Linked DNA regions of Homo sapiens: region 1 is linked to region 2. The links are chromatin loops, found by intact Hi-C in ENCODE. Cell type or tissue: K562. All regions are shown on one strand. Links, peaks and the distances in the headings refer to the core of each region. The heading gives the core; the rest is flanking DNA. Region 1 holds the start of LINC02583 (long intergenic non-protein coding RNA 2583). Region 2 overlaps EPAS1 (endothelial PAS domain protein 1).

Region 1 (16,771 bases), core at 4,995-9,994, 110 kb after region 2:
TACAATCATATCGAGACACAGAAAAAGCTTTTTATAAAATTAACCACCCACTTCTGATTTTCAAAAAACTCTCAGCAGACAGATAGAAGAAGAGAACTTCCTTAAACTGATAAACAGCATCTATAACAAATCTACAGTTACATCTTACTTAATGGCAAAAGACTGAATGCTTTTCCCAAGATTATGAATAATGCAAAGATGACTGTTCTTACCACTTCTAGTCAACGTGATACTGGGAGGTTTTAGCCACAGTAATAATGCAACAAAAAGAAATAAAAGGCATCCAAATGGGAAACTAAGAAGTAAACTGTCTTTACAAATGACATGAATATCATTCTAGAAAATCCTACAGAATCTACAAAAAAGCAAGTAGTACTAATAAGTAAATTTAGCAAGATTGTAGGATATAAAGTCACTATACAAAATAACTTCTACTTTAATATACTAGCCATAAACAATTATAAAGTTTAAAAAATATTGTACTTGGCTGGGCACAGTGGCTCATGCCTGTAATCCCACTACTTTGGGAGGCTGAGATGGTTGCATCAATTGAGCCCAGGAGTTCGAGACCAGCCTACGCAGCATAATGATAACCCATCTCTAAAAAAAATGTAAAAATTAGCTGGGCATGGTGGTACACATCTGTGGTCCCAGATACTCAGGAGGCTGAGATGGGAGGACCACTTGAACCCAGGAAGTTAAGGCTTCAGTTGGCCATGAGGTGCCACTGCACTCCAGCCTGGGTGACAGGGTAAGACCCTGTTTGCTTGTTTCTTTCTTTCTTTCCTTTCTCTCTCTCTCTACATATATATACACATATATATATGTGTGTGTGTGTGTGTACATATACATAGTATCAAAATATAAAATAGGAAGACATTTGGCAAAAGACATTCAGACCTATACACTGAAGACTAAACAACATGCTGACAAAATAATAATAAAACTTAAATAATCTGTTCATAAATCAGAAGGCTCAATATTGGTTAGATGCCAATTCTCCAAAACTGATCTATAGATTCAATGCAATCCCAATTAAAATTCCTGCTTGCTTTCTTGTAGAAATTGGTAAAGTGATTCTAAAATTCGAATAACACAAATTACCTTGAAAACTAGAAACAAAGTTGGAGCACTTATACAAACCAATTTCAAGACATTATTAAGCTACAATAAAGACATTGTAAAAAAAATAATAATATAGTGTAAGAATAGAAAAACAGATCAATCAAATAAAATAGAGTCCATAAATGGACATATACAGCTATGGTCAATTGATTTTTGACAAAAATGCAAAAGTAATTCAGTGACAAAAAGGGATTGTCTTTTCAACAAATGGTGCTGGAACAATTGGATATCCATATGCAGAAAATGTGAATCTCCATCCATACCTTGCACCACACCCACACACAATTTATTAAGGAACATATGGTAACTTCCATCACTTAGGATCTGGTTCTCAGCCCCGTCACAACACAATTCATAATCTAAATAATCCCATGAACAATGGCATTCAAACCCCCAGGGAATCTCTTCTACCCATCAGGCCAGAAAGATTTATGGGTTTTGCCACTGCCAAAACATCAGAAATGGACACTTCCTTAGAATGTGGAAAGGATTTAAGTGACAAAGCACTTAGGTAAAAGACAAGAGAAATTAACTTTCCAAATCCTAAGTCTCAGCATGAATTCAATAGATTCTTACATGAAAAAAAAAAAATTACCTCCCAGCAGTGTTTGGTATTCATTTCCTTGCTCCTTTTATGTTCCAATTAATGGCTCCAGAAGTACTCACAAATTACTGCCAATTTCACAATACTTGCTCATGATGGCTGAGGAGCATTTTGCAATATTAAACCATTCATATTACTCTTAAATTTGTATATATGTGGGTCTAGATGTAATATGCATGAAATGTAATTCTGATTCTTCATCTTGGCAACTAGATGGACACTGGATGCTAGAATCATCCAGGGGGTTTTGTCATGTTGTCCAGGCTGGTCTCAAACTCTTGGGCTAGGCCTTAGCCTCCCAAAGTGCTGGGATTATTGGCATGAGCCACTACACCCAGCATGTTTCAGATTTAAATTATTTTTACTTAGAATTTTGATAGTTCAATTATAGCTTGTATTTTACCTTTTATTTCAGTAAGTAATTTTGCACAGTTTAGAAAAACTACAATTTTTGCCGGGCATGCTGGCTTACGCCTGTAATCCCAGCACTTTGGGAGGCCGAGGCGGGCGTATTACGAGGTCAGGAGATCGAGACCATACTGGCTAACACGGTGAAACCCCATCTCTCCTAAAAATACAAAAAATTAGCCGGGCGTGGCGGCGGGCGCCTGTAGTCCCAGCTACTCCGGAGGCAGAGTCAGGAGAATGGCGTGAACCCAGGAGGCGGAGCTTGCAGTGAGCCAAGATCGCGCCACTGCACTCCAGCCTGGGCGACAGAGCGAGACGCCATCTCAAAATAAATAAATAAATAAATAAATAAATAAATAAATAAATAAATAAATAAATAAATAAATAGAAAAAATACAATTTTTGAAACACTCATGAAAGATAATTTTTAATTTTTTATATTAGCTAGAATCTTTAATGAAGATATATTCAAATTTCAGATACCTGAGCACATTAAAAACTTTTTTAAAATGCTTTAGCTGTTTGAGGTGTAAAAATAAAGATATACTAGAGATAAAAAATGGCAAGGTAGAACTCAGGAAAAAAAAAATTAGAGAAAAAAGTAACAGAAAAATATCCCAAGTGGTGATCTGTTAAGTTTTTAATACTGGAAACAATGAAAGTAAAAAGACCTCTGTCAAACATGACCCGAAATAGAATGTGAGAAAAATACATAATAAAAAATTAGCATAATTTTTTATCAAAATAAAAACAAGCAAGAAAATTATTTTTGTCAAATCTGCAATGCGAACAAGTCAGATGAAGCTCTTACGACTTCATACTAAAGTGACAATGAAAACAATTGATCTAATGCACAACTCAGGATTAAAAACTTACACTCTGGCCTTTCTATTACAAAAAGAAAATCATGTTTTAGAATTGGTATATTTCATGTAAAAGAAAGAAACCTCCATGGCTTTACTCTGCTTATTGGACAATGATTGTAGGAAACAGCAGTCACGTGTTTCTCACAGCAAGAGAATGTATCTCAAACACAGTCTGACATGAACTAATGTTTACAACTTCCCATTGGATGAACATGCAAGAATATTTAACACTTCATTCTACACCAAAACTATTTCAAATGGAGAAATGTAGACGAAGAATTTTGTAACTATTGCTATGTTTTATAATCAATATTCAAAATTAGCATTGACCATGAAAATAAAATACCTGTGACTGGAGAGACCTAGGTTCTTGGTTAATAGAAAACATTACTTGCACACAAAAGACACGCATGCAACTATTATACTAAAAGTTAAAAAAAAAAAGGCTGAATTAACAGCAAACCTGTGATAGTAATCAAGGTAAGTGAACACTGAAAACCCTGTCTCTATCAAAAACACAAAAATTAGCTGGGTGTGGTGGCAGGCCCCTGTAATCCCAGCTATTCAGGAGGCTGAGGCAGGAGAATCGCTTGAACCCAGGAGGTGGAGGGTGCAGTGAACCGAGACTGCGCCACTGCACTGCAGCCTGGGCAGCAAAGGGAGACTTCATCTCAAAAACAAAAACAAAAAAAAACAAACTTGTTTTGATCCTCTGAAAAGAATAAAATTATGTCTCATTATTTTAGCCAAGCAAGTTGAAGTTCTTCAGGGTACTAATTACGTAATATTTAAAAAAAAATAAAGACAAGGTATAGGTTTGGAGGAAATCATTTTGAAATGGTGCTAGAGTGGCAAGATATAGAAGTGAAACTTTTTTTTAGAAACTTTGGTTACCATGTAAGATGGAGAAATAAATGAGATAACGATTAAGTTAATAGGTAATAAAGTAATGAAATCATACATAAAATAAATGCATAAAATAAAAGTGAAAATTACTTCATTCAACTAGATTATAACAGGAACAAAAGTTACATTAACAATATCCTTAATTTGTACTGATGAACTACTAGAAGAGGGAAACCAGGAATTGATGAATTCTTCACCTGCTGTAAAAAGTACAAGTTTTGTCTTAAGCAAAAAACTACAGAAACTACTTTCAATGAAGGAATTGTTTTAAAAGACTGTCTAGAGTAAGCCTTTAATAAAGGTACTAATATGGTTGGTAAATTAAAAAACATTAATGAGCCAGAATTGTGGTCAAATATTTAAAAGCATTATTTGTGCTATACAGGACCACAGTTTGAATTTGTTCCTAGGAGAAGCAGGCTCATGTCAAAAGTGAGTGATATTCAAAAAATGTTCATATATAATTTATAGACTATATATGGAGTGTCTTGGTGAAACACATACAAAATTTGATCTCACAGATACCCTGAGATACATAATGGAAACACTGACTAAATGTTCTTAGAATAAGTAGATTTGATCGGACAAGATATGAAATGCACTAGATGAGCTAAGCAAAACAACAGACAATCCTCAAATAAAGTGCATTGTGGTCTGTGGTCTTTGATATTAAGAATTGATTCTTGGCTAGGCACAGTGGCTCACGCCTGTAATCCCAGCACTTTGGGAGGCCAAGGTGGGCAGATCACCTGAGGTCAGGAGTTCGAGACCAGCCTGGCCAACATGGTGAAACTGTCTCTCTAATAAAAATACAAACATTAGCCAGGCGTGGTAGCAGGTGCCTATAATCCCAGCTACTCGGGAGACTGAAGCAGGGTAATCACTTGAGCCGGGGAGGCGGAGGTTATGGTGAGCCGAGCCCATGCCACAGCACTCCAGCCTGGGCAACAAAGCGAGACTCTGTATTAAAAAAAGAAAAAAAGAAAAAAAGAATTGATTCTTAATACTAAAAATGATCTTTTTAATTTGCAAATCCAGTTTGGTATGAACTTTTGCTTACTATAATATTTTAAAACTCACCAAAAAATCCAAGCAGGTCTGTATTTGACTACTGTATTTTTTTTAAAGGATTACAAACTTAAAAAACAACTTTAGAAGAAATAATTTTTCAAAGTCCAAAAGAAAACACATGAGAAATATGCAATACAGTGACATTCCAATAAGATATGAGAAAATTAGAAAAAGAAAACAAAAACATTTGTATGAATATGAAGGAAAGGATTCACATACAAATAAGCCCCCGAATAATTTGTATAGTCTATTTTTTGACAATTATAGATCAAGGTACTGTCTTGATTGAAGGAGCTTTGAAAAAATTGTGGAATAAATTCTGCCTTCAGTTTTTATAATATCTAAGCATTGAAAAGTGTGAAAAAAGAACTTACTGTAGGGATCTAGATATTGCTTTAAATTGATGGTGATAAGCATTTTTTGATGAAGTCAAAATATTTTGTTGTATTTCAGCAGTAATAATTTGTCATGCAACCACATTACAATGTTTGTATTTACATGTAAAATTTTTGTTTCATTTCCTAATCAAAGTAATGCTTTAAGTATTTTATTGACAATTTCAGCAGCTACTGCCTCTGCAGAAAGAAGTTTTTCCAATTAAAATTAATTTTTAAAATAACCACAAAGACTAAGGAAAGGATGTCTAATTTGACATTACAGTCAATCAACAAAAATTTTGTGAAAAATTCAATTAAAATAATTTTTAATTTTATTTAAAATATAGACAAATAAAATTTTCACTGAAACATTATCATTCCATAAACAGAATAGACAGATATTCCCAATAAAAATAAAATTCAGTTATCTCCGATGTTTCATCAGCTTTAGCCATATATAAAACCACAGCTTTTAAATATCTTTCAATTTTGTAGTTATATAGCTTTGTCATGGTAGGATAAAGTCAACAGTTTCTTAATTTATGGCTTTAAATATATTTATATATTTAATATATAATTTATATAATATATAATATATATTATATAAATATAATATAAATATATATTATATATAATATATATAATATATAATATATATAATATATTATATATATTTATATTATATAAATATAATATAAATACATATATTATATATAATATATTTATATTATATATAATATAAATATATGTATTATATATAAATATATAATATATATAATATAAATATATATTTTTATATATATATTTATTTATATATATATTTTTTGAGACAAGTCTTGCTCTGTCACCCAGGCTGGAGTGCAGTGGCACCATCTCAGCTCACTGCAAGCTCCACCTCCCGGGTTAATGCCATTCTCCTGCCTCAGCCTCCCCAGTAGCTGGGACTACAGGCGCCCACCACCACACCCAGCTAATTTTTTTTTTTTTTGGTATTTTTAGTAGAGACAGGGTTTCACCGTGTTAGCCAGGATGGTCTCGATCTCCTGACCTCGTGATCCACCCGCCTCGGCCTCCCAAAGTGCTGGGATTACAGGCATAAGCCACCGCACCTGGCTGAATATATATTTTTTTATATATAGTATGATATATATGTACTCCATCAATACTCTTGCCCTAGACTCCACATATTTTAGGGCAAGCCTTTATACTAGAGAAGATAAATACAGTCAAAAGACAGTTGTTTAAAAAGACTAATAAAATTGATAAATCTTGATGAGAGTGTTCAAATAAAAAAGAAAGCTCAAATATCCATATTATGAATAAAAACAGGGGCATCACTATAGACCCAACAGACATTGATATCTCATGATATGTCATAATTATATCTCATAAGAGATATTCCGAATAACTTAAAACAAATAAATTTTAAAATTTGGATGAAATAGACAAATTTCTTGAAAAATAAAATTCACCAAAACTGCCAAAAGAAATAGCAAATCTAAACAGTATTATAATTTTAAAAAATTTAATATATAAACCTTCCCACAAAGAAATTCTTGGCCCAGATGCTTATAAGTAAACTTTACCCAAGATTTCATGAAGATATTTTGTCAGTCTTCCATAAACTTAGGTTTAATTAAGGTATTTTGTCAGTCTTACATAAACTTTCCATAAAACCAAAAGAGACGGCAAGCTTCAAAACTGATTTTATAAGACTGGTATTATCTTGATATCAAAACCTGACTAGTATATTTTAAGGAAGTAAAATTACAGACCAATCTTACTCAAGAACATAAATGAGAATTTCCTATACAAAGGAACGAATGAATGTGTACATTAATGAATGCATGGGTTTATTTCCTGGTTTTTCATAGACCTACAACAGAAATCCACTCAGCCTGACAAAGTAAGGATTTTAATACCAGTCTTGGCACATACCCTCAAGAACCCCTGGATGCTAAAATGGCTCAAAGAGCTAACAAAGTCTGGACAAACCAACATGCCTGGTTTAATTAGTCTGTAGGAAGTCCAGATATCGGTATTTCTTAAAAGCCTTCCAGAGTTCCGACAGAGATCACGGTGAGACTCTGAGCTCCGCGGCTAGCTCCCCTGGGGCCCTCCAAACCCTGGGCCAACGGGTGAGTTGGGGGAGCCCCAGGACAGACTGGGGCCTCCGCCCTGCAGATATCCCAGAGCCCTTGCTATGGCTCCCACCGGCCACACCCAGGCCTTGAAGGAGCATCGACCATATTCCTCAACCCACCTCGGTGACCTGATGGTGGCGGCAGCCTCTCCCAGCCGACCCCGCCGACCGCTGGATCTCCAGAGGACACCCCTGCCAAGCCACCCGGATGCAGAGCCTTTGAGTGGCAGCTGCCGTGGCCGGCCGGAAGCATGGCGGCGGCAGGGAGGCCCCTAGGGTGTGGCAGGGCGGGTCTACGGAGGCCTCTTTAGGCCACAGAGCAACGTAAAGCCTAGGCCTGCAGAGACTGCTCAGTCACAGTTGAAGGAGACCTACTGAGTCCTGAGGACAACCAACAAAGGCCTTAACGGCACAGAAGGTGAGCAAAGTCCTGGAGGAGGGTGAGCAGAAGGATCAGTGGCCATCGCGGGTTGGTGTTAGTTCTACCAGACCTCTATGTCGCAAGAGAAATGGTAGGATGACAGGCCACAGTTGGCCCGCTGGACATGCCCACCACCCTTTGGGAAGGTTTACTGGCCGTTTATAGAAAACCTGTGTGTATATAACATGAAAAAGTTGCTCTCAACTTCCCTCCAACCTTTTAAAAGAAAACATTTTCCACATCTAGGCTTTCTAGATGAGAAGAGGTTGCCGACGTATGACAGAGTTAGAAAATCACACATCTTGTAAATTCTCATTTGTTTAAAAAGAAATCATAGGCCGGGCGCGGTGGCTCATGCCTGTAATCCCAGCACTTTGGGAGGGCGAGGCGGGCGGATCACGAGGTCAGATCGAAACCAGCCTGACCAACGTGGTGAAACCCCGTCTCTACTAAAAATACAAAAATTAGCCGGGAGTGGTAGCGGGCATCTGTAATCCCACCTACTCGGGAGGCTGAGGCAGGAGAATCGCTTGAACCCAGGAGACAGAGGTAGAGGGTGCAAGTGAGCGGAGATTGCACCATTGCACTCCAGCCTGGGTGACAGAGCAAGAATCCGTCTCAAAAAAAAAATTATAAAAAATAAATGTCTTCTGGAGGTGACTTTGAAGTGGTTAGACCACCTCTGGAAGCGAAGCTTCCACGTTTGTTCAGTGAGTTAAAGGACATAGAAAACCTGAGAAGGAAGTTCTAGGCCAGTCTGGTCATATCTGAAGAGATTTTCATGTTCTAATCTAACCTTTGTTTTGTGTACATTTTATTAATGCTCACCACTGTACATAGAGTTGACTAACGTAAAACAATCCCTTCATAAATGTCCTTTTGTTTGTTTATAGGAAGTCCTGTCTTCTGGGATTGAGTTTGGTAATCCACCCCTTGGAGCTAAACACAGTAGTATCCTTAGTCGTTGGGATGGTGGGAGAGGGAGAAGAGGAAGGATGAAGGAAAGGGCTCTTTGCTAGTATCTCCATATCTAGAAGATGGTTTAAACTCATACCCATAGCTCTATATGAGCATTTTCAGTAAAGTGCCTGTGTTTGTTGTGGACAAGTTTTATTATTTTGCAACATCTGAGCTTTATGAAAGTCCTGGAGTGACAATGTATGATAAAAAGTAGAGCTAGTGAATTAGGCAATTTATTAATATTTTTTGTTATAACTGATAGAAAAGATGCATCTTGAACATGGAATTGTTAAGCCACGTCTGAGCAGTGTATGTCAGGACTTGTTCATTAGGTTGGCAGCAGAAGGGCAGAATGAAGTATAAAGGGAGAGATGTATGCAAATGTGTCTATGTTTACATTTTGATACTAGTCATTGATATATGTGCAACTCTTTTGGCTGTACTATAGGAATACAGTAAGTAATTTGAAGGAAACATACCTTCTTGCTAATATTTTAATGGTATAGATATGAGAAATTATCTTAGAAACATTATACATAGTGTATTCTGCTGCTTTATGTTTCATTTTAAATTGAGCATTAAGAAAACGCAGTATTTTAATCAGAACTCTGCTAATGCTTTTATGTAGAGGCATGTTGTCATTTGGGTCTTCTATGAAATTTTTGTCCTAAGAAAGGGAGGATTACATTTTTTCTAACAGATGAAGTTGCTGTAATGTGTTGCTGAGTATCAGAATACTCACATAGCTTTAAGATTTTGAATTGGTAAATATTCATGATGTGTGAAAAGGCATGATACATAACATATGATCTCAAGTCCATCAAGTTGGATGTTGTATCTACACAAACAGGACTTAGAAGGACATGTGAAACTAAATTGCTTGTGATTGTGGATGGCTTTGTTCTTTGCTTCTAGTGGTTTTCAGTTTCCTGTAATGCACACATTAGCTTTTAAAAAGTGAAGGTTATTTTTTAAAACCTGTAAAAAAAAAAAATTCCAGGTGACGCTACATCATAAGGTTGAGAGCCACTGGGGTAAGTTGCTGACTCTGGTATGTAGTTAGTATTTATTCTAAGTGCAATGGGAAGGCATTATAGGGGTCAAGGAGAGGCATGACATGATCTAATTTACTGTTTAAGGCTGAGGCTTTGTGGAGAGTGGACTATGGAGGGTGACAGCAGAAGCAAGGTACTGGTTAGGAGCTGACTGGGGAGAGTAAAGGGAATCAGGATATATGTCAGGCATAGGGCTGTCCAGTCATGCTGACAACAGAGGTCCTGGGAGTGAAGGACAGAGAAGAATCCCTAGAATCTGGGAATCTTTAACAGTACCAGGCATGGAGCTCCTGTAATTTCATGTGTCAGACAGTAATCTCTGCTACCCCTTCCTCTGGCAACCCCCACAGCCTCCAGCAGGGCAGGCACCTGGTAGAGGCATATACAGATGGCTAGAATGAAACAAACTCTCTGGCGCAATAAACCTCCAGGCTCTGTGGAAGCCCACGTCTCCTGTGTGACTCTGATAAATACCTTCCCCTCTCCGGCCTTTGTAAAACAGAAATTATATTTTCCACTGCCTGCCTTACAGACAGAGGTATTTTGAATATCCAGGACAGCAGTGCATAATGACAGTTAATAACAGTTTTTTTTTAAGCACAACCACCTTGCAAGGTAGAGATCGTTCAAACACTCTTACAAACATCAGAGCTGAGAGATAAAGTAACTACCTGAGGCCAACGTGCTATCAGTGCTTATGTGGCTTTTTGATCCAGGCCAGTTTGACTTCAAATTCTAGATTCCTTTCACCACATGATGCTGAAATTACAACATATTAGATGATGCACTGGCAAGATGGCAGGGAAACTATTACATTCTTTCATTGTTCCTCACACTAAGATGGGTGGGATTCTTTTGAAAAGCAAATTAGTAATGAGTGTCAAAATCCACAAAAGTGTTTCTACCCCTTGACCATATTGAATTTATTCTCAAGAGAACAATTTTGAATTATAAAAAGGTGTATACCTAGAACTTTTAGTTCTGCATCATTTGTAACAGCAATAAATTCGAAGTAACTTAAATAGGGGACTTGTTAAAAAAAAAAAACTATGGTGTCAAATCAAAGGAGTACTATACAGTAATGGTTCTCCGTGAAGGATGATTTTGCCCCCCAAGAGACATTCAACAATGTCTGAAGACATTTTTGGTTGTCCCAACCTGGGGGGAGGGTGAGTTCTATTGGCACTTGATGAGGAGTGACCAAGGATACTGCAGTGTATAGGACAGCCTCCCAAAATGTCAATAATGCTGAGGTTGAAAAAACCCTATTATACAGAAATTAAATATGATGAATGGAGATTTTATGATTTAATAGAGAAAAAGTAGAGTTCCAAATTTGGGGCACACCATGATTACAACCATGGAAGACCTTATCTTGCATATGAAGAAACAGCAGATGAAAACACAGGAAACTGCAAAAAAATACATTGATGGAAGTAGAGATAAATCTTATTCTTTGAAAAGTTTTATTTAATGATGTTATTTTTTACACTAAGCAAAATTTGGTAAAAAAATTGAAATACAACTTGCTATAGATATCCGTTGTCATTGTTGTTATCCAGATCAAACACTGTACACAGCACATTTTTGTGCTCAATTGATTCTCTGGAAGGAAAGAAGGAATTTTGTTTGTTTTGCAAAAGTTATGTGAACATATCCAAATCAAAAGTGGTATTTTTAGAAAGCCATGCAACTGTCATATCCATTAAGTTGATCAAGACTCCTCCTGATGCAAGGAACACAAATCAAACTGGAACTAGCTGAGACAAGAAAAGACATATTGGTTCATGTGACTGGGGGAAAATGTCTGGCATCAAGTCATGTGGACCCGAGAGCGGAAACAGTGCTATCTGCTGCTTGGTATGCTCTATGCCTTTGCTGTCTTTCACTCTCAGACTACCCACTACATTCATTCTCCGAGTGTGGCCCTCATCCTCTATTGCATACTGCTTTCTCACTGGGAACAGAGGCGACACAAATGTTTTGATGGAGCACATGCTCCAGTAAATTCCTGGGAAAGGATACATGGGAGGTAAAATTCCGAGACCTTGCATTTCTAGAATTTGTCAGCCTCCCAAAGTGCTGGAATTAAAGGTGTGAGCCACTGCCCAGAAGTTTATGATATAACTCTCTTCATCTCATAGTTAATAAATAATCTGCTAAGACCTACTGAGGACGTTTTTTCTTAGGATCACAGTGGAAAACTGTAAGAACGGTACTGGGAGGGAGCACTGTCTTGAGAAGAGAAATGCTGGTGGGACCTGGGCATTTGCAGTCAGCAAGAAAAGCTGAAAGAAATACAAACATTCATTCAAAAGCTGCCTAAATTATCTAAGTTTCCATTTCCTCATTATAAAATAGGGCTCAAATGGGACTAGAATAGAGGTAAAATGTGTCATAAAATTTCTGTACCTGGAACTGAACATTCATTGCCTCATGTAATGCACCAAGCAGAGCCAGGCACCTAGAAGTCATCTGTAGTAAATGTTTCCATTGTCCCAACTCTTGGCTCCCTTTCTTGAGAGATGATTGCAAGACACTCATGGCCATGTGACTTGAGTACCTTCCTGTAATTAGGGTATGCTTCCCTGCCCATGTCAAGCTCAGCCACTAGACTCAATGGAGCCAATACGATGTGAATGGAAATGACAGAGAAAAGCATGAGGGACAATGCAAGTTTTTTCCAGTTCTCTTACACTTTCCCTTGGTCATCACTTGTCTTGAATCTGGGCTTCTCCTTCAGCTGGGTCCCAGATGAGAAGACATGGAGCAGGGCCCCAGCTAATCTAGCGTATTCGTGAAACAGAAACAAATCTATGTTTTGTGAGCCACTGAAGTATGAGGGTTACTTGTCAGCACGCAAAGCTGATTAATACTGAGTCCCACATACAGCTAATAAGGAAAAGCAGGAGGAATAGGAAGATGACAGTGTAGAACAACAGGAGGAGGGGGCAAGAAAGATGGAAAGGTGGAAGATGATGGAGAAGAGGAAGAGAAGGAGACTTTTAGTAACTCTTGTTGCTTAGAATCATGTTAATGTCTGTGAGAAATAAAAGACTAAGGTTAGGATATATATGCTCCCGTTTAGAAGATTAAAATCTAGTTGGAGAGGAACCACAGACAAATAAAATGTCCTAGTCACAGGGACAGCAGAATTTAAGGGCTAAGCATGCTCCAGACCAAAGGCTGCAGAAATTCTAGCTGTAGAGGGTAACTGTTGGAGGAGTAGAGAGAACTGAAAGGATTTGAACTGAGCGTTGAAGGACGTGTATACCACTTGAATGTTCAAAAAGAGGGGAGGTCACTATATGCTGAGCAAAGAGCACAGAGTGCGGGGGAGTGGGGGAAGCCAAGGGTAGAGGCCACAGCCAAAGAAGACCTTCTTGGCTTGAGGAAGCCATGACTTCTCCTGTAAGTCATCCCAAGAACCTCTACCTCTTCATCAGGAATGTGTCAAGACCGAGGGCCCACCTGTCTTTTTGGTGGATGAAATGAAGTTAATCAATTGGAGACCTGCACATGTGAGCCGAGCCAGAGATGCATGAGACTGCCATGCAAGGGGAGAGGGGTGCTCAGAGCAGCTGCTGGTTCCCCCAGAGGTACAGCTAACTGGGCTGTGGAGTCTTGACAGAGGGTGTGTTTGGCTTTCTGACCCCAATCACCCACAAAGTCTGACTGGATTTCTGGAGAGTTAGCGCAGACTTTCCATTTCTGGAACACCTCCGTAATTTCCTAAAAAAAACAAACTTCGTGGTTTGAGCATATTGCATGTGACCAGTAAGGGTTAGAAGAGGGTTTTGCAGAGCTGAGATGCAAACAGATGCTGATCTTTGTTCTCTCAGGCAAATACTCCCCTCTTTGCTCTCTCCTCTGGAATTTCCCACATACTGTGCTGACCTTCACCAAGGGATAGTAGGCTCTTAAAAATTCTGACTTGCCCTAACTTGTTCATGAAGGAATTCATGGCAGCTGCAGATCTCCATGCAGTTCAATTATAGTTTTGTTTCAATGAGAAAGTTGGGCCAAAGGAAAAATAAAGTGGGCAAAAGAGATAAACAAGGAGTAAGACACAATACTAAAGAGAGAGAGGACCACAAATTTTACAGTGTGCTTCCTGTGGCAAATCCACAGAGGGTAATATTGATTACAAGTTTTCTGGTTTCTAAAAGATAACAACAGATGCCAGGTGAAGCCCAAGTTGTCCTGGTACTGAAACCAGGGAGAATTTTCCCCCACCCCAATGTAGTAGGTTGGAATGACTTCCACCTTCCATAAAGACCCACAATGAATACAATAGCAGGTTTCAGTTCCTCAATGTAGACTAACAACACACATCAAAGTTCCATTAATCAAATGAATTATTTGAAAGACCTAGGCAATTCAGTCCAGTCTGCAACCATCTGATGGTACCTCTTGACCCAAGAATAGCATGTAGAATATGGAAAAAGAAATGAATGGTTTATCCTTCAAGCAATCTTCTATGAACATTATTTCTTTAAAAAAATGAGCTTCTGATAAGAATAGAGCTGCAGAGTTTGAAGTTACACTATCAGGCAAAAACTTGAGATTCACACAATGTATTGCTCTTGTCAAAGGAAGACTGGATATGCTTTGGCCATAAGCCAAGTGGAGGGTGGGGGCTAACGTCCTCTTTAGTCAGTTTAAGGAGTCTAATCAGGATTGGAGCCAGCATGAAAATTCACTGAACCTCCACCAAAAAAGTGGGCCAACAAGAGCAGCGATGATTCCCACAGGAACTAGTTCTGCATCTATTCAAACCTGTGGCAAATTTCCAAACATTGTATGTCATAGAGATAACCCTCTAGCATGTTAGCCTAGAAAATGTTCAAAGCAGCTATTACCAATTGCCCACTAAGACCACAAAACATTTAATAAAGCATCTAGGACATTCGAATCCTAATACCAGTTCACAGCTAAAAAATATTGCGTGGCCTAACCAAAATGAGCTACACATGATTAACTTCATAAAATGAGAGTGCTATTGTTAGAAGGAAGGGGGGAGACTGTGCCAATGTTTTTTAAAGGTTTGGATATCACTATGAATTGTTATCATTGAAAATAGTTACCCGTCCCCACAAAGTCTTCTAATGATGTGAAAAGAAAGTTCTAAGGAATTCTCATTTGTTTTTTCCCTTCTTGCCCCACTGTCTACAGCTCACTCAGCTCACCCATTAAACCCTGCGGGTCTGTTTCACTTTTTCCTTCCCACACAAACATTACAGTAACAGTCTGGCCTTCCCAAACCACCACTGGAAACTTCAACTGAACTGATCATATATCAGTCAACTCTAGGAGACCAGCTCTGATTCCAAGAAACTGTGACATTGCCTCCATTGGAAGTTACAACCTTCACCTGCCAACCTGGACTCATCCCATAGGCAAGTGAAGGAACGTTTCTCCTCATATTCATCTCTAGCAACAAATTTGGGACATAATTCAAATTAGCCTTAAGTTCCTTAAGTGGGAAGGATTAGTCTTATAAATTAGTTTATAAATTCCCCCATGACATGTAATAGAGTACTGCATACACTATAGGAGCTTAACAATAATTGCTACCATTTGTCAAACACTTTCTTAATTCCAGGAGCTGTACTTGAAGCTCTACATAATTATTTCATGCATACATTTTGTCATTCATTCTAACTCTCCTAGAAAGGTATTATCCCCATTTTTAAGATGGAGAAATGGAGGCTTTGGCAAATGCATAGACTCATCTAAGACAATACAGCTAGTAAGTAGCAGAGTAAACTTTGATCCCAAGACTGACCAGTGCCAAAGCCTAAATTCTTCCTACTCTATAGGCTGTCTCCCTATAAACATTTCATTCCTCCAGTGACCACTGTATCAATGATGGAAATCCTAGGTGGGCCAAGTTTGGCTCAATATATCACATAAACTACCTAACAAAGTCCAGCAACAGTATGGATCTTGAAGTAGTGAGTATCATCACAGAAACGTCTTTCTGTCTGAGATATTGTAGAGAGGACCACTACCCTGATTGAAAAACTGGACTAGATGATCTCAATATCTAAAATGAAAAAGCAAAGACTGGAGTCATATTCTGATCAACAAGGCCAAAGTTAAATTCCAGGTTCCTTTCATTTCAGAAAATGCACATTAAGTGCCTCATATATGAGATACTGTATTTCGGAAGACAGAGACAAAAGAAGAGACACAGTTACCAGTATGGGAGAATTATTATTATTTAAGCTAGATATTGAAGAGAAATAAGATTTTAGAAAATTGGGGTAGAAAAAAATTGAAAGTTATACCTAGTAGCAGATGAAGGGAATAGGGGTATTCAAACACAGGAAAGTGAGAAACTATAGAAAAAGTTTAGAGAAATAAAGGTACTTCACAGAATGTAGTGGAAGGGAAGCACTGAAAGGTACATTGAAACCAGGCTATGGAGGGCTTTGAATGACTAAAAAATCTGGATTTTATTTGATTGCATTTGGAAACCATTGATACTTTAGAACAAGAGAGTGATTTGTTCATGGCTGTGGCTTAAGTAGATCAATCTGAATCCTCAATAAAATATTAACAAATAGAATCCAACAATGTATAAAAAGAATTATACACCATAACCAAGTAGAATTTATCCCAGGTATGCAAGACTGGTTCAACATTTGAAAAACCAATGTAATCCAAGGCATCAATAAGCGAAAGAAAAAAAGTCATATGATGATATCAATTGATAAAAAAAAAGCAGTTGACAAAATCCAACACCCATTTATGATAAAACTCTCAGCAAATTAGAAATAGAGGGAAACATCAACTTCATTAAGAACATCTGCAAAGAACCTGCAGCTAA
Region 2 (16,771 bases), core at 5,712-10,711:
GGTTACCCCTGTGTTTATAGATGGTCTTCAGTCTGTATTTTGTTATTTGTATGATGCTTTTACAACTTGCTTTTGAAGGTTGGGGGTGGCGTATGTCCCTGATCACCACTCAAGTGGTAAGCCCTTCAAGAGCAAAGACCCAGTCATTTTTTCCTGTTCTTTTTTCCCCACAGAAGTCAGAATAGAGGTCTCTTGAGGTGCTCAGTAATTATTTGTAGACTGAGTAATTCTGTCTATGTCAGGAACTTTGGGAGTTTGGTGTAGAGAACTGGAAGCACAGGTAGACACTTTGCTCACATCAACCTAACTTATCCTCATTGCTTATCCACCATGCGTAGAGCAGGGTTTGTGGGAATCATCACTGTGTGTAGATGTTTATAGGTTCCCTCCCAAATTCAGGTGCTATGCTGTACGGTGAGGTTACAAAGAGGCATTAGATGGACCCTGCACTCAGGATGTCCTAAAATGATTTGTTTAAGCAATATAAGATGATTTATGTTAATGGATGTCCAAGCTGCCTTTACAATGTTGCCATCTTGTTAGGAAGTCACAACCAACTCAGATAAAACATTGAGCAAACAATGGAAGATTGATAGTAATTAAGTGAGAGTGAGTAAGGGTAAATAGATCTTGTGTGTTGGGAATAGTTAGGGAAGTGATTAGTGGAGATTAGAGGGAGGTTTATTGGAGGAGCATGAAGACCTAGGTCTGTCTTGAAGATTAGGTAGAATTTGGATAGGCAGATGAGTATGGGGCATTCCATTTGAGGTGAATTGCGTAAGTAAAATGAGAAGGCAGCAATAAACAGAGTGTGCAGGCCAGGACTGGTGAGCCAGTTCCTTCCAGGGCTGGATCTGGAGCTCTGTTAGCAGAAAGGAGATGAGGACCAGGCCTGGGCTGGTGTTGGGAAGTTTAGGGGCAGGCCTTCCTGAGTCATGTTGTGATGGAATCTTTGGGTTGCCTTGGGGCCATGGGAGCAGTGCATGCCTCTTCTGGCACATGAGAAGCTGCTCAGGGCATCTCCATCATTAGCCCTCCAACCAGAAGCCTAGCTCTAGTGTGAGCATCAAGTGGGTGGTTGGAGGAGGCCATGATTTGTCTTCTATAATATTGACCTCAAAGCCTCCCCTGCTAGCCCTTAGTAAATCAGGCATGTGTGAATGTGCCCAAATCACTCTGATATATGTTTCTTTTTGGCCTGTACCACTTCTCAGGGTAATAAACGCCATGTCTGAGTCTCCTAGTGCATGGAGTGGGAGCTGGAAGAGGACAGCTTGCTGTATCCTAAAATAGCAGTGACCCTCATCCCCATGTTCTCTTTCTGATGGTAAAGACTTTGTCCCCCTCATTATTTGATAAGGTTCTCTTTCTGATGGTAAAGCCTTTGTCCCCCTCATTATTTGATAAGGCTCTCATTCTGTCCCTTTCTCATTCTGGATTCTAGGTTTTTGAGTCTAACCATTATGGAAAGAGAACAGTCCCTTCAATATCCCACTATCTGTAGGGCATGACACAGCCAAATCCAAGTCAGACCATCCCTTTGATCAATTTCTACCAATAACTGTTCATTGCACACCCTGTACAAAGCACTGCGACCAAGCTGTTCCTTGACCTTCTCCTTTCCTAGTGTTTGGTCACAACACTCCCTAAAGCCCTAACTCAAGTTCTTGGGATGATACCACCAGAAGAGGGAAAAAAGGAGCCGTCTTCCTGAAGTCACCTGGGTAGAGCAGCTGGGGATTTTTCCCTCCTCGAGCAGGTGTAACCTTTCCCCTGGAGGAATTTAGAAACACTTAAAGTCATACCTGAACACTGTGGGCCAGGCCTTGGCCAGAGATCCCAAGTCACTGGAGAAGATTCCATTCCAGGGACCAGTAGAGGCCAGCGGGTCTCATCCAAGTCACTTTAGCTCATTCTGTCCACCGGTACTTTGAGGGAGGCTATATAACTCCTGAGTACTTTTGGCTTAGAATTTAACCTCACAATGACAACTGCGTGTTTGGCCTTTTTTTTTGAGACGGAGTCTCGCTCTGTTGCCCAGGCTGGAGTGCAGTGGCACGATCTTGGCTCACTGCAAGCTCTGCCTCCCAGGTTCACGCCATTCTCCTGCCTCAGCCTCCCCAGTAGTTGGGACTACAGGTGCCTGCCACGATGCCCAGCTAATTTTTTTTGTATTTTTAGTAGAGACGGGGTTTCACCGTGTTAACCAGGATGGTCTCGATCTCCTGACCTGTGATCCACCCGCCTCGGCCTCCCAAAGTGCTGAGATTACAGGCGTGAGCCACTGCACCCAGCATATTTGGCCTCTTATTCCTTTTCTGTCCCTCTAGTAATCAATAAATGCTTGTAAAACTGGGAAACTGCTGCCTGGCCCAGGCAGGATTGGTTGGTTCAATGACTCGCTCCACAGTCATTCTCTGCTCATTGCCTACTCTGTGCAGGCTGCTGAGCCTCAGGCCCGAGAGCAGGGAAGGGCCCTCTACAGTTAGGTGGAAAGGAGCCTGGACTGTCAGAACCAGGAAAAGACTGCAGGTGCCAGAGAGCTTTGGAGCACAGCGCAGCCCAAACTAAGGGACTAGTTTCAAGAATCTCCTAAGAACTCCCCTAGGCTAGAAAGTGTTGTTTACCCAAATCTTGCCATGGCTAGAAATTTGAGTCTAGCATCTACCTTCTCACAGCTCCAGGTGGACCTCCAGAAGGAAAAGGAAGATGTCCTACCAAGCTAACCTGTGACTAGATATCTGTTAGGGTGTGAAACCTGTGAACATATCCACGTCTTTTCCTTTGTGTTCATTTCCTTTTCTCTTCCTTTTTAAAGTAAAACATCCTTTTGAAAAGTTCCAACTTTGCCTTTGCTGAACTCCTAGCAAGTACTTTTCCCCACCTTGGCTAGTGAGATGTTGAGACATGGGCACACCTGAGGGTGGTGTGGTCACTGTGGCCGCCAGCCAGCCCAAGGCCTTGGGAAAGCCTGGTGAGCAGAAAACCCAGGCAGAAAGGAGTCTGGGTGACTGTGAGCATTGATCCCTTTGTTCCTGAGTCATCTCTTTTGAGCACATTTGAAACCATTTTCCATACCCAAATCAACATAATCTTGGTGATTCCAGGCCACCTGTATCTCCTTGTATGGCTCCAAATATTACCAGGGCAATGACGACAACTTAATTCTTCTTGAGTTAGATCTTCAGGGCCAAGGCACAGTACATGTTTATTTTGGAGAGAGACAAACTTTCACCCACTTGAATTTCTTTGCCTCCAAAATTAGCGTTGGGATGACCACAGGGTTCTGTGTTTCTTGGCTTTTATCTTGCCAAACGGATTGTAAATGCTCCCGAGTCACCTTCTCTTTTTTTGTGTCCCTGGCAAAGCCTACCTCCACATGGGGTTCAGAGGAGCTCTCAAGTCTCTAGGAGTTTGAAAGACTTTTCTAGATCTTTCTCTGATGTGTGTGACCTAGGACAGGTAATTTAACCTTTCTTTCTTTAACCCCTTTCCTAAGTGGGGTTAGACATATTTGCTGCTTTCTCAGAGTACTATTATGAGTTTGAAATGAGCTAGAGTTTCATAAAACCATGCATTTTTAAAGTCTATTATATTTTAAAAATCACTTTTGCAACTATTATCTCAATAGAACTTTGAAAAGTTTAAAGGGCAGACCTTCAAGGCATCATTATTAACAAGCACAGCAATATAATCATTAGGCACATTATTGCCTGTTGATGTGATTTGGCTGCAGTTGGAAGGCAGCCTTAGGAAAAGCTAGGGGACTCTTGCTCTCAGGCCTTTAAATTTCTTACCTGGCTGGGATTTTCAGAATTATTAGTTTTTACTAATAATGATTTTTGGGTATCAGTTCTATTTTTGCCCATACCCTGAGATGTGAGGAAATCTGATTATACCCAAGAGACCAAGGACACTTCCAGGATTCTAGATAAAGGGTCTGACCAGTTATGCTCCTTTCTACATCTGGCCTGTTTTTCCCTCCCCTGTGGAGATGGAGGTGGTTTGTGCAAGATGTGATTCTGTCGAGAATGGGAATATCCCTTCAACTCAGCACACCCAAATCTCTAAACCTAAAGAGCTACATCTGTACCATGTCTGCTCAGGTCCTACTTGTTGCTTTGCATCTTATGAGCAAGACCTAATTGTGGGCTCCCAAAGAAAGCAGATGACTTGCCCAAGGTCTTTAAGAGGTCAGACAGCTACTAGCAGAGAAACAGAGCGAATGTTGACACCTAAAAGATACCTTGTCCTTCCGGTGTTACTAGAAGTGGGAAAAAGGCTTTGAGTGCAAACGCCTGGCTGTGCTACATACTGACCATGAGATGTGACAGGCCACTCAGCTCTGGCCTCTGATCCTTCATCTGTAACATCTTTGATGCCCCTAATGCCTAAGCTTGCTCATCCCTCAGCCCCACCCATGAGGCTGGCCAGTTAACTTCTGCCTTCAGGTCTCAGCTTAAATATCACCTCCCTAGGGAAGCATTTTCTCACCTCCTTTAGTTAACCTCCCTCCTGTTCTGTTTTGTTTTGTTTTAGCAGTACTTCCCACATGTTGTTATTTATTTATTTATTTATTTATTTATTTTTGAGACAGTGTCTCACTCTGTCGCCAGGCTGCAGTGCAATGGCGGGATCTCAGCTCACTGCAACCTCTACCTCCCAGGTTCAAGCGATTCTCCCACCTCGGCTTCCTGAGTAGCGGGGATTACAGGCACGCACCACCATGCCAGGCTAATATTTGTATTTTTAGTAGAGATGGGGTTTCACCATGTTGGCCAGGCTGGTCTCAAACTCTGACCTCAGGTGATCTGCCCGCCTTGGCCTCCCAAAGTGCTGGGATTACAGGCATGAGCCACGGTGACCAGCCCCACATGTCATAATTTATTTGCTTATCATCTGTCACCTTTGCTGCCCCCTAGTATGTAAGCTTCATGAAGGCAGGGACCATGCATTACATGGTTACTGCCATATCCTCAGGGTTTGGGGCAGTGCCTACACACAGGAGGTGCTCCTTAAATGTTTGTTAAGTGAAATAATCTGAGGTTGTCAGGTCTTTGTCTTCAACGTTATTATTTCTTATATTTGTTCAGTGCTTAATTTTTTTTCAAAGCTCTTGATGTAGATTGAAGCTTTTGTCATTTTTGTCATATAGATGAAACAACTGAGGCACAAAAATGTGATCACAAAACCAGAGAGTGGCAGTGCCTACCTGAACAGCTCCCAGACCCAGACTCTTTCCACAGACCCATGCTGTCTCTCTTGGCACCTTATTTTTCTGTCGTGGTGATGTTATTGTTTGTCTTATTTGGCAATGTTTACACCGGAGGAGTAGAGGCCATTGTGTGTTGGTGGCGTCTGGAAATACACAAGAGAGTCCCAGGAGAATGCCACTGTCGGTTCTTACCACAATTAGCAATTGTCAGGTCAGGGGCAGTGATTGGGTCGGTGTCACTCTCTACATGGCTGGCTCTGCGTGTTGAAACACCACTGCCTGTACCTCCACAGATGCCAAAGGGAGTGTGGGTCCTAGGACTACAGCCCCATTTCTACCCAGCCCTGGCTATCTCTCCACTCAGATCTAGGTCCTTTCTGTTCAGGAAAACGTCCTGTTTGTGTAGCCTGCTAGACAGCAAAGGCAAGTGCCAATCAGCTGGATGATCTCTCTGGGCCTCAGTTTCCCCATCTTCACAATGGACTAGTAAGTGGGAACCAGTCAAAATTGGCTCAGAGATCCCCAATAGGGTTCTAGCTCCATTGTGAAATAAATTTCAAGTGGAGCCTCGTCCTGACTCCTGTTTTCACATGCTCCCTTAGAGGGAAGGAAGGTGGACGATTAAAGATGATTGGTCGGGAGCTGGAGGAAGGAACTCCCCATTCTCCAAGAGGAGGTTCTGTTGGAATAGAGGGGCAGAGACTTGGAAGTCGCTGTTGGGCATGGCCCAACCCACTTCCATGACAGCAGCAAGACCACCACCCTCAAGAAGGAGGTGGGCTGGGGTACGAGAAGGTGGGCTGCCCAGTGGTTTCTACAAAAAGGGATAGTTGTGCTTGCAGGAGGGGTAGTGTCTCCATCTCCTGATGCCAGGGAGAAGGAGGCAGGCTGCTGGGGTGACGGAGAGCACCCTCAACTAGGTCACACTGCACTCCCTCTGTGCCTCAGTTTCCACTTCTGTTAGATGGCTGATATGATCTCTGCCCTGCCAGTTGGATTGGGGCTTCCAAAATATCAACTACTGCAAAAGAAGAGGTTGTGGCCACTGTGACTCATATACATGTACATGAACGTATCTGAAGTTTTCAGGGCTGATACTGATGTGAGGCAACCCATGCAGGCAACCCGGAGGAACTGTGTCCCTCACTCTGAGACAGTGAGAACGGACTGAGCCGGAAAGCTGATGGCCGTGAGAGGAGCAGGTTTGAAAATCACTGAATGAAGTCATGTTGTACAGAGGGGGCGGGGGTGCATACTGTGGGACGGAGGTGAGTCACAGTGCATAAGTGTTGGGGAGTCACCTTGAACTTGGGCCAGAAGAGTAGAAATATTGAGACTTGGGTTTATCTGCCTCACATCAGGTACATCAAGTTCTGGATGGCTGCCCACTGGCCAGAGACATGAGGTGGACGGCTCCCTTTTGCTGCCCTGGGAAGGCCTTCTGCTGGCTTCGGCCCCACTGAGCAAAGTCTGCTTGTTCACTGGAGTTCACACAGACTCCTTGCCAGGCCTGCCCAGAATCCTGTCTCCTCTGACTTCCTGTGCTCTTGCATAATATTTCCTTGCTCCCTGAATGGCTGGCCCCAGTGCAGGAGCAGCTCACTCACACTGCTGGACCGAGGGCAGGATGTAGAGGGAGGGCAGGGATCTGCAAACGTCACCCAGGGGTGCTCTGGGCTCTGAGGGTGGAGGGCAAGAGGGGCAGAGCCCCCTCAAATTCTTTGGAAGATTATAGCACAAGGGGAGTTGGGAAGGCCCTGGGACCATGTGCACACACATCTATCTCCATGAATTGTCTCTCCTGTAAAATTATTTTTAAAGTTGCTAAGTTGTTTTCTTCTGATTATAAAAAATATACATGTTCCCCATAAAAAGTCATAGTAAAAGAAGGCATGGAGATAAAAATAAAAATCACCAAAATTCCATCACCCAGAGATAACCACTGTTAACTCTTTGGTGAACATACTTTTCTCTATATCATGAATATTGATATATAATTACAGAATACGGGCATACTTCTAAGATATTGTAGGTTCGTTCCAGGCCACTACAGTAAAGTGAATATCACAATAAAACGAGTCACATGATTTTTTTTTGTTTCCTCGTGCATATGAAAGTTATGTTTATATTTTAGCATTATGTCTAAAAAACAATGTACATACCCTTTTTTTTTTTCTTTTTGAGACACAGTTTCACTCCGTTGCACAGACTGGAGTGCAATGGGGCAATCTTAGCTCACTGCAACTTCCGCCTCCTGGGTTCAAGCAATTCTGGTGCCTCAGCACCCCCGAGTAGCTGGGATTTACAGACATGTGCTGCCACACCCAGCTAATTTTTGTGTTTTTAGTAGAGATGGGGTTTTGCCATGTTGGCCAGGCTGGTCTCGAACTACTGGCCTCAAATGATCTGCCTGCCTCAGCCTCCCAAAGTGTTGGGATTACAGGCATGAGCCACCGCACCTGGCCAACAATGTCTATACCTTAATTTAAAAATATTTTATTGCTAAAAGAAATGCTAACAATCATCTGAGCCTTCAGTGAGTCATAATCTTCTTACTGGGAGAGGTTCTTGCCTCCATATCGGTGGCTGCAGAACTGATTAGTGTGACGGTTGCTGAAGGTTGGGGTGGCTGTGGCAATTCCTTGAAATCAGACAAGAATGAAGTTTTTTACATCAATAGAGTCTTCTTTTCAGGAAAGACTCTGCAGCATGTGATACTGTCTGATAGCATTTTACCCACAGTAAAACTTCCTTCATAATTGGTGTCAATCCTCTCAAACCCTGCCACTGCTTTATCAACTTAGTTGATGTAATATTCTAAATCCTTTGTTGTCATTTCCACAGTGTTCACACCATCTTTACCAGGAGCAAATTCCATCTTGAGAAGCCACTTTTCTTTTCTCATCTGTAAGAAGCTCTGACTCATCTGTTCAAGTTTTATCATGAGGTTGCAACAGTTCAGTCACATCTTCAGGCTCCACTTCTAGTTTTCTTGCTATTTCTTCCACATCTGCAGTTACTTCCTCCACTAAAGTCTTGAACCCCTCAAAGTCATCCGTGAGGTTTGGAATTAACTTCTTCCAGACTCCTGTTACTGCTGATATTTTGACATCCTCCCACAAATTACAAATGCTGTTAATGGTATCTAGAATGGTGAACTCTTTTCAGGTGGTTTTCAATTTACTTTGCCCAGATTCATCTAGGAATCACTATCTATGGCAGCTATAGCCTTACAAAATTTCTTGAATAAGACTTGGAAGTCAGAATTACTCCTTGATCCATGGGCTTCAGAATGGATCTTGTGTTAGCAGGCATGAAAACAACATTAATTTTGTGCGTCTCCATCAGGGCTCTTGAGTAACTAGGTGCATTGACAACGAGCACATAAACATATGTGCTGTCATCCAGGTTTTGTTGTTCCACTGATAGAGCACCAATAAAGTAGATTTGGCATAATTTTTAAGAACCCTAGGACTTACAGAATGGTAAATGATAAGTGGCTTCAGCTTAAACTCACCAGCTGCATTAGTCCCTAGTAAGAGAGTCAGCCTGTCCTTTGAAACTAGGGATTGACTTCTCCCCTCTTGCAGTGAAAGTCCTAGATGGCATGTTCATCCAGCATAAGGCTCTTTCATCTACACTGAAAATCTGTTTAGTGTAGCCACCTTCATCAATGATCTTAGCTAGATCTTCTAAATAACTGGCTGCCGCTTATGTATCAGCACTTGCTCTTTCACCTTGCATTTTTATGTTATGGAGATGTCTTCTTTCCTTAAATGTGACGAACCAACCTCTGCTAGCTTCATACTTTTCTTAATGCAGCTTCCTTACCTTGCTCTGCCTTCCTAGAATTGAAGAGAGTTAGGGCCTTGCTCTGGATTAGACTTTGGCTTAAGGGAATATTATGCCTGGTTTGATCTTCTCACTAAGCTTAATCATTCCTTAACTTTTGATTTAAAGTGAGAGATGTGACTCTTCCTTTCATTCGAACACATAGAGCCCATTGTAGAGTTATTAAAATTGGTCTAATTTCAATATTGTTGTGTCTCAGGGAATAGGAAGGATTGGGGAGGGGGAGAGAGAGATACACACACACACACACAAACACACACACGCACACAGAGGAACAATCACTGGACCAGTCAGAACACACACAACATTTATTAAGATCACTGTCTTATATGGGTGCAGTTTATGCCTAAAAACAATTACGGTGGTAACATCAAAGATCACTGATCGCAGATCATTATAATAATAGCTATAATAATGAAAGTTTGAAATATTGCAAGAATGACCAAAATGTGGCACAGATATGAAGTGAGCACATACTATTGGAAAAATGGCATGGATAAACTTGCCTGACAAACCTTCAATTTGTAAAAAGTGCAATATCTGCAAAGTGCAATAAAGTAAGGCATAATAAAACAAGGCATGCCTGTGTTTCTTAACCATTTAACACGTGTAAAACTGTGCTACCATTTTTATTAAGTTCCCATATTGTTTTTGTGTTGCTGAGAAAGTTTTTGAGTGTTGTACCCTAACCTCTTCTTTCCCGTAAGCTCTGTGGTTTTTAGTTTTGCATAGTGTGGTGATTTTTAGGAGCTCATATGCCATGTTGTAGCAGAACTACTTGTAAATTCACATGACGTGTCTTCCCTAAATTCAACATTAATTATTAGTTATTAATAGTATTAATTGTGAAGCACAATAAAATGAGGTATGCCTGCATTATCATGTTACATGCTATTGTGAAATGCATTTTCTATATAGCAATATATCAGAACTATCTCTTGCTACTAAGTTACAAAGATTTAATACATAGTTGTATTAAGTTCCACTTATAGAGGTATCATAGTGAAACCCTTATTCATTGACATGTCCAGGCTCAGAAAACAAGCTATAACCAGCCCAAGCTTATTTTCAGACCTGAAAAGCAGCATCTTTTCTATATTTCTGACCAATGTGTTATCTGAAAAGCGGCATCTTTTCTATATTTCTGACCAGTGTGTTAGCTATGGTGCCCCAGAAATAGCTGCAAAATAAAAGGTTAAGTGCCATGTAGGCCTTTCTCTAGGCTTAGAATAATTCACTTGATTACATAGGAAGAGGCTGCAATGATGACAGCTTCCAGGGCTGGGCCAGACCTTACCCTGGGTAAAATGATCCTCCAGTGTGGCCCATATGTATGCTTTGAGCCAGGAGCTGCTAGCTGGGAGAACAAGTTTTTCTTCAGTGGTATTCCTGTGACCAAGATTTCAAATAAGCTCCATTTTTAATTTTAATTGGTTATTGTCCTCCTGAAATTTTATGACACAATCTATATCTTTAAAAAGGCACTCTTTCTTCTTTATACAGTTGTTTTCATGATGTTAAAAACTTTAAAGAAAGTATCATTCAGATTTGCTGACAGTTGGAAGATTATTTTAAAAATCCAACTAGTTTAGCTGAAAAAGGTGCTATCAGTGTTTCTGTCTCATCCTTGGAAATTGTATATTTTTAAGGCTTGTGATTAGCTTTTTCTCCTCCATTGCTGATCGTGGTTGGAAGTGTGGCATAGATTTACAGTAAACTTTGATATAATGGTGATTCCTCTTTGTTTTGGAGCCAGGTGCCTGCGGTATTTGCTTATTTTCTTTGATTCATTTTTAAATTGAGTTGAATGTTTGATTTAATCAGAAGTGATAGTATGAGGCTGGGGATGATTGCTTGTGGTTGGGAATTGCTTGTAAAGTTTACTGTTTAGTCAAGACAAATCGTTTCCTAAAGCTCTCTTTTTCAGATTTCTTGTCTATGTGGGAAAGCATGATAATGCCAGTCAGTTTAAACATATTTAAGAGTTCCCAGGCATCTTCGAACAGAAAAATTTGCAACAAAATTTGGCAACGGCAGAATGCGAGGATTTTTGCCTCATTTTGTTTATAGTTGTCTGCTCTTCAGGCAAATGATCTATTACAACAATCTGAATAATTACAGTCTCTCCTTCAATTTATTCACCCTGGACTCCTTTTTCTAGAATTACTGGCCAGACTCTTATTACACCAAATTCCTTGACTCTATTCCCGAGGAATGAGGATGGGACTAGGAGTAAAAGTTAAAGAGAGAAACTAATTGTTGCCTGCTTTTCAAAGTTTTCGGTGTGTGGAAATTTGTTGATTTTGTAATTGCTCCCTTAGTTGGTCATTACCCGATTCTGGTAGGGTACTTGCCATGTGTACACATTTAGGGAGTGCAAAGGGACAGTAAGACTTAATTGGTCCTGGGAATTGTTGAACAGGACTTTGTTGAAATGGCTACTTCTGTACAATGCACATGGAGCAGCTGTTGGCATAGCAACTCCTACGTGGAAAAGTGCACGCCGCTTGCAGATGACTTTTGCAGTGCTCAGTGTTAATTTGATAAATGGCTTTTCTAATAGCAGTTTGTGGGCTAATGGAAAGATCGAAGCAAACCTTCATTAACGGAAAGGAGAATAGGGATTTTGAAGCCACTGGGTGAACACACTGGACAGCCAGAGCTAAATCTCCATTTTCAGCTGTGTCTCTTTTTCACAGCAGATATGCTTGGAGTGTGGCAGATGAAAGTAAATTAAGAAAACTGTCTGCCCGTGCCATTATCATCTTAGATTTTAAGCAGGGAGAGGTTTTGGAGTCCTTTCTATTCAAGATACTTAACTTTGTGTGAGAGTTTAGTTTAAGAGTACTGTAGAAGCTTTGCATTGTGTTGTCGTTTTCCTTTGCTGGTAGTGGTGGGGTTAAGGTGGTTAAATCGTTTTTTATTGTGGTAAAATATACATAACAAAAAATGTTTACCATTTTAACTATTTTTAAGCCTGCAATTCAATGGCATTAAGTACGTTCATATTGTTGGGCTACAAGCACCACTGCTCAAGAACTTTTTCATCATCTCAAATGGAAACTCTGTACTCATTAAATAATAACTCTTTATTCCCCACATGCTCCAATCCCCGATAATCACTATTCTACTTTCTCTATGAATATGACTATTCCAAGTAGATTGTATATATAGACATATAAAGTATTTGTCCTTTTATGTCTGGCTTATTTCACTTAGCATAATGTTTTCAAGGTTCATCCAAGTTACAACATGTATTCAAAGTTTTATTTCTTTTTAAGGCCGAATAATATCCTATTGTGTGTAGACACTATATTTTGTTTATCTGGTCTTCTGTCAAGGGACATTTGAGTTGTTTCCACCTTTGGGTGTTGTGAATCATGGTGAACATGGTGTACAATTTGAGTCCCTGCTTTCAGTTTTTTTGGATATAGACCTAGAAGTGGAATTTCTGGATCATATGGTAATTCTGTGTTTATTTTTTTCAAAAACTGCTGTACTGTCTTCCATAGCAGCCATACCATTGTACATTTTCACGAGCAATGCATAAGAGTTCCAGTTTCTTCATTTCCCTGCTAACACTTGTTATTTTCTGTTTTTTGTTTTGTTTTGTTTTTGTTTTTAGATATCAGCCATCCTAGTGGGTGTGAAGTGGTATCTCATTGTGGCTTTGATTTACATTTTCCTAATGATCAGTGATTTGTCTTTATAAACATATTGCCTGTTCCTTGCCCCCCACCCCACCCCCGCACCCCCACAACAGCCTGTGTGGGAATGGAAATCACTGCCCCATTGTTTACACCTGTGAGGCAAACAAAGACTATCAACATAATGATATTTGGGAGTGAAAGGTGTCAGGGAGAGAAGGATGAAGGCACCATAAGGTTATTATATATAATAACTGGCATATAGGATATAGTACAGGCACCTCAGTAGACCTATTTTCAGTTCGTGCTGTGGAGCATGTGAAACTATTTTAAATAGAGGCCTTTGGGACTTAAGTAACTTCAACTCTCTGAATGAGGTTTAAGGCAAGCTTGCTGTGGGCTGGATCTATCCTGTATAATCCCTACTGATTTGGGTGATGTATAGGTACCCTTCCCTGAAATTCTTCCCTGAGAATAATTATTGTTGTCATCTACTACGGAATCCTGGGCCCACTTTCTTCCTTCTTCTTGGGGGAGGAAATCTCCCAGACATCTTGCCAAGCATTTGCTTAAGTCTTTGAACCGCTGCACTAGCTAATTTCTCCACCTGAAACAATATACAAACCCCTCCTCTTCTCCACCCGCTAGGTTCTTATGCTGGCAGCTCATATTTTTACAAGAAAAAGAAGTTAGAATGTATTGAGCACCTGCTATAAGCCTGGCACTTTGCTAGTCACTGTGTGGCAGATGACTACATCAGTCATGACTGATAAAACATAACTTCTATCCTTGTAAGTGCCGCAGGACTTATTTGTGACTCTTAACAACAGGGGTTCCAAACCTTAGTGTGCATCAGAACTGCCTGGGGCTTATTAAAACTCAGATTACTGGACCTCATCCCTAGAATTTCTTACTCGGCCCGCAGGTCTGAGGTGGAGCCTGAGAGTGTGCATTTCTAACAAGTTCCTAGATGATGATGATGTTGCTCATCCCTGGACCACACTATGAGAACCACTGCTTTCCATCAAGCCTGTGAAATAGATATTATTCCCATTTATAGATGAGGAGCTGAGATGTAGAGAGGCCAAATGACTTGCCTCAGTTCTTGCACACAGAGCCAGAGCCCAGATTTGAAGCTGAGAGGCCTCACTCCAAAGCTTCTGCTGTTTCCATTATATCAGGGATGGCAAAGGCATAGATACCACCTGTGCTTCCCTCACTTAGTCCACCCCCACGACAGGCAATATTAATCAATCACAGCACCTCTGAGCCCAGAGATGTCCTCGGAATCTTTCACACACTGCTCCTGACAGCCAAACCTACCCGTCAGTGGGAGCTGAAGTTTGCAATTTCTGTACTAACCTGTATGGCCTTTCTAAAATGGAGACATTACCAAGGAATCAATCTATTAACAGCTGAAAACAAACCTTGTGTGAGCTCCAGTCTTATCTGCCTAGGAGGGAAGAGCGTGGTAGATTGCAGGCTGTGTGAAGCACAGCACTCCCATGGCGACCTCACGGATCATAACTAGAGTCTACACTCAGCACACAGGCAACACAGGGCCGTTACCCTTGAAAAGTGTAAAAATCTAGACGAAGTTAATGAGGAGACTTTTTTTTTAAGCTGCTATATTTTGTCTAATTCATATATGCTACATTTTATTCTAAAAATAGTTATTCTACTCTTTGGCACTAAGTTTGGTGATGGATATAAAATAGTGATCAATAAACAGTTGTTAAGAAAGGAAAAATAAAGTAGGTGCCAAAGGCAACTGTGTCCACACCTGATGAGGTCTTTTAACAAATGGATGGGAGGAATAAACAAGACTGAATTATGTTTTTATATATCTTGCGCACCCAACAGTTCTTAGCAAGGCCCGTGGGCAGTAGATGCCCAATAAATATTTATCATACGGAACTACAAATCTTGCTTGTGAAAGTACAAAGCATAGGTGTATCCTGGAGGTAGGGAACAGTAACCCTGAGAGCAGACTGGTTTAAGGCCATCTCTGGCCAAACCAAAACACATTACAGAGGCTCTCTGAGTCCCAAAGTCATCCACAGATTGATGTCTTGCTTCTCTTCTTATGGCATAAGAGACTGGTAGAAAACTGACCAAACTCATCAAGAAAGTAATATTTTTTTTTCCTCTGAAAATTGTGAATTGTATCAGATATTGCCACTATTATGCCCCTAGGTCACTTGCTCATCTGTTTTCCACAGGGAAGCCAAAACAGAATTTTGCAAAGATATACATGAGTAATCAAAGGAAACTGACTGTATTGGGTGTGATTCTCCTGTCTTCTGAAATAACCCACCATGATCTTTTGCGTGTTTCTGCCAGCCCATACAATGTCTGGTCTCACCACCAACAACAAATATTTAGTCTATGGCTACTGTGTATATAGGGCAACCTCTTGTCTCATTTGCTGTTTGTGCAGCTTAAAAGCAAGGGCAGGGTGAATTATGGTTTTTTTGTTTGTTTGTTTTTGAGACGGAGTCTCGTTCTGTAGCCCAGGCTGGAGTGCGGTGGTGCGATCTTGGCTCACTGCAAGCTCCGCCTTCTGGGTTCATGCCATTCTCCTTCCTCACCCTCCTGAGTAGCTGGGACTACAGGCACCCGCCACCACGCCTGGCTAATTTTTTTGTATTTTTAGTAGAAACAGAGTTTCACCACGTTAGCCAGGATGGTCTCGATCTTCTGACCTTGTGATCTGCCCACCTCGGCCTCCCAAGGTGCTAGGATTACAGGTGTGAGCCACTGCGCCCAGCCCTAATTATGTTTTTATATGAATTGCACACCCCACAGTTCTTAGCAAGGCCCATGGGCAATAGATGCCCAATAAATATTTATCATCCAAAACTACAAATCTTGCTTGTGAAAATACAAAGCATAGGTGCATGCTGGAGGTAGGGAACAGTAACCCTGAGAACAGACTGGTTTAAGGCCATCTCTGGCCAAACCAAGACACAGTTAAAGGGAGCATTTATGTCCCTGTTTGGCTGTGATATGCCCTATAGACTGGGGCAAGGCTGTGGCAGCCTGGCCAGGATGAAAACGCTCATCCTTGGGCTGCCCCTAGATGCCAAACTTTTTCCGTACAAGTTTTCAAGGCACATTATTAAAAGCAGTTACGTAAGTGGGGAACTAACTGCACCTTATAAAAGGCTTAACAGGAGAGACAGAGTCCTCCATTTGGAGCTGTTTTGTTAAATGTTGAGAATAGAGAAGTCCAGAAGTGGTTGGTGTTTCTGCTCTACACTGAAAACGAATTGGGCTGGAGCCCATCTCACAGCCTGCCTTTCTTTCTTCTATCTCACCCAGCTTGGGCACAGGCTTTTGCTATACTGTTGGACTGGGCAGTTCCCCATTGATAGAGATGTTGTTTAATATTTAAGTATGTTGTGTAGCTCTTAACATCGAAAGAGAAGAAAAAAGGTCCAGTTTATCTTTAGGGTGAGCTGACCTTTCCAGATGGAGCAGGGAAATCTCCTGAGGACAGGACCCTGGGAGGAATCCACTTCCCTGCTTAAAAAGCATGGTGAGGAAGGTTCCCTTGGGCTTGTTGGATCCAGTACTCTCCAGTGGGCAGTGCTCTGTATGTTCTAGGTTAGAGTCTTAGATAATATGGGATTTTAAAACCAGTATTGTATTACATTAGAGTATTACTGCCCTTGGGAATTTTTTAGATAGTTCCTTTTGGGGAGAGAACTGTTTTGTCCTATCCATTGCAGATGGGAGCAAGAACATACAAAAGAGCATAAAGAAAAATTCTGCCGATGTGGGCATTTCCTTGAGGCTGAGGGACTAGGAGAGGCACCAAAGGGTGTCCTTCATTCATGGTAAAAGCCCTAATAGCCTCAGTGTTAGAATATCCTGTAGGCAGGCGAAGGATGACATGACTCACTTTGGTGGTGACCTCCTAGTAGTTCAACTGAGAATCCAGGCGGGATAAGATCAGTGCAGGGTAATTGTATGGTAGCTAGTCAACCTTTCCATTGCTTAGCCGGAGAATTCTGGCTTTTGTGCTGGTGATGTCAGGCAGGTGTTGGAGGAG

What was found. Hi-C counts contacts between places; a loop is a spot of excess contacts. Peaks named below come from ENCODE experiments on the same cell type or tissue, not always from the same donor. Only the 100,000 strongest peaks of a DNase experiment are listed, where the experiment ranks them.
Region 1: it touches region 2 in a loop (1.9-fold over the local background); 1 of 110 quality-filtered maps calls a loop at or near these places.

Annotation. Positions count from the first base shown.
Region 1 is chr2:46,421,362-46,438,132 of GRCh38, forward strand. It overlaps LINC02583 (long intergenic non-protein coding RNA 2583), which reads left to right and starts at 7,829. Exons shown (of 4, transcript NR_103805.1): 1 at 7,829-7,918. RefSeq lists an enhancer at 13,669-13,963 and a silencer at 13,669-13,963. In K562, for the core only: a CTCF peak has its summit at 7,647 (motif pointing right); a DNase peak (open chromatin) is centred at 7,740.
Region 2 is chr2:46,308,881-46,325,651 of GRCh38, forward strand. All of the region lies in intron 1 of EPAS1 (endothelial PAS domain protein 1), which reads left to right. Among named protein-coding and RNA genes, the nearest start is that of EPAS1, 20 kb to the left of the region's middle. In K562, for the core only: a CTCF peak has its summit at 8,011; DNase peaks (open chromatin) are centred at 6,481 and 7,831.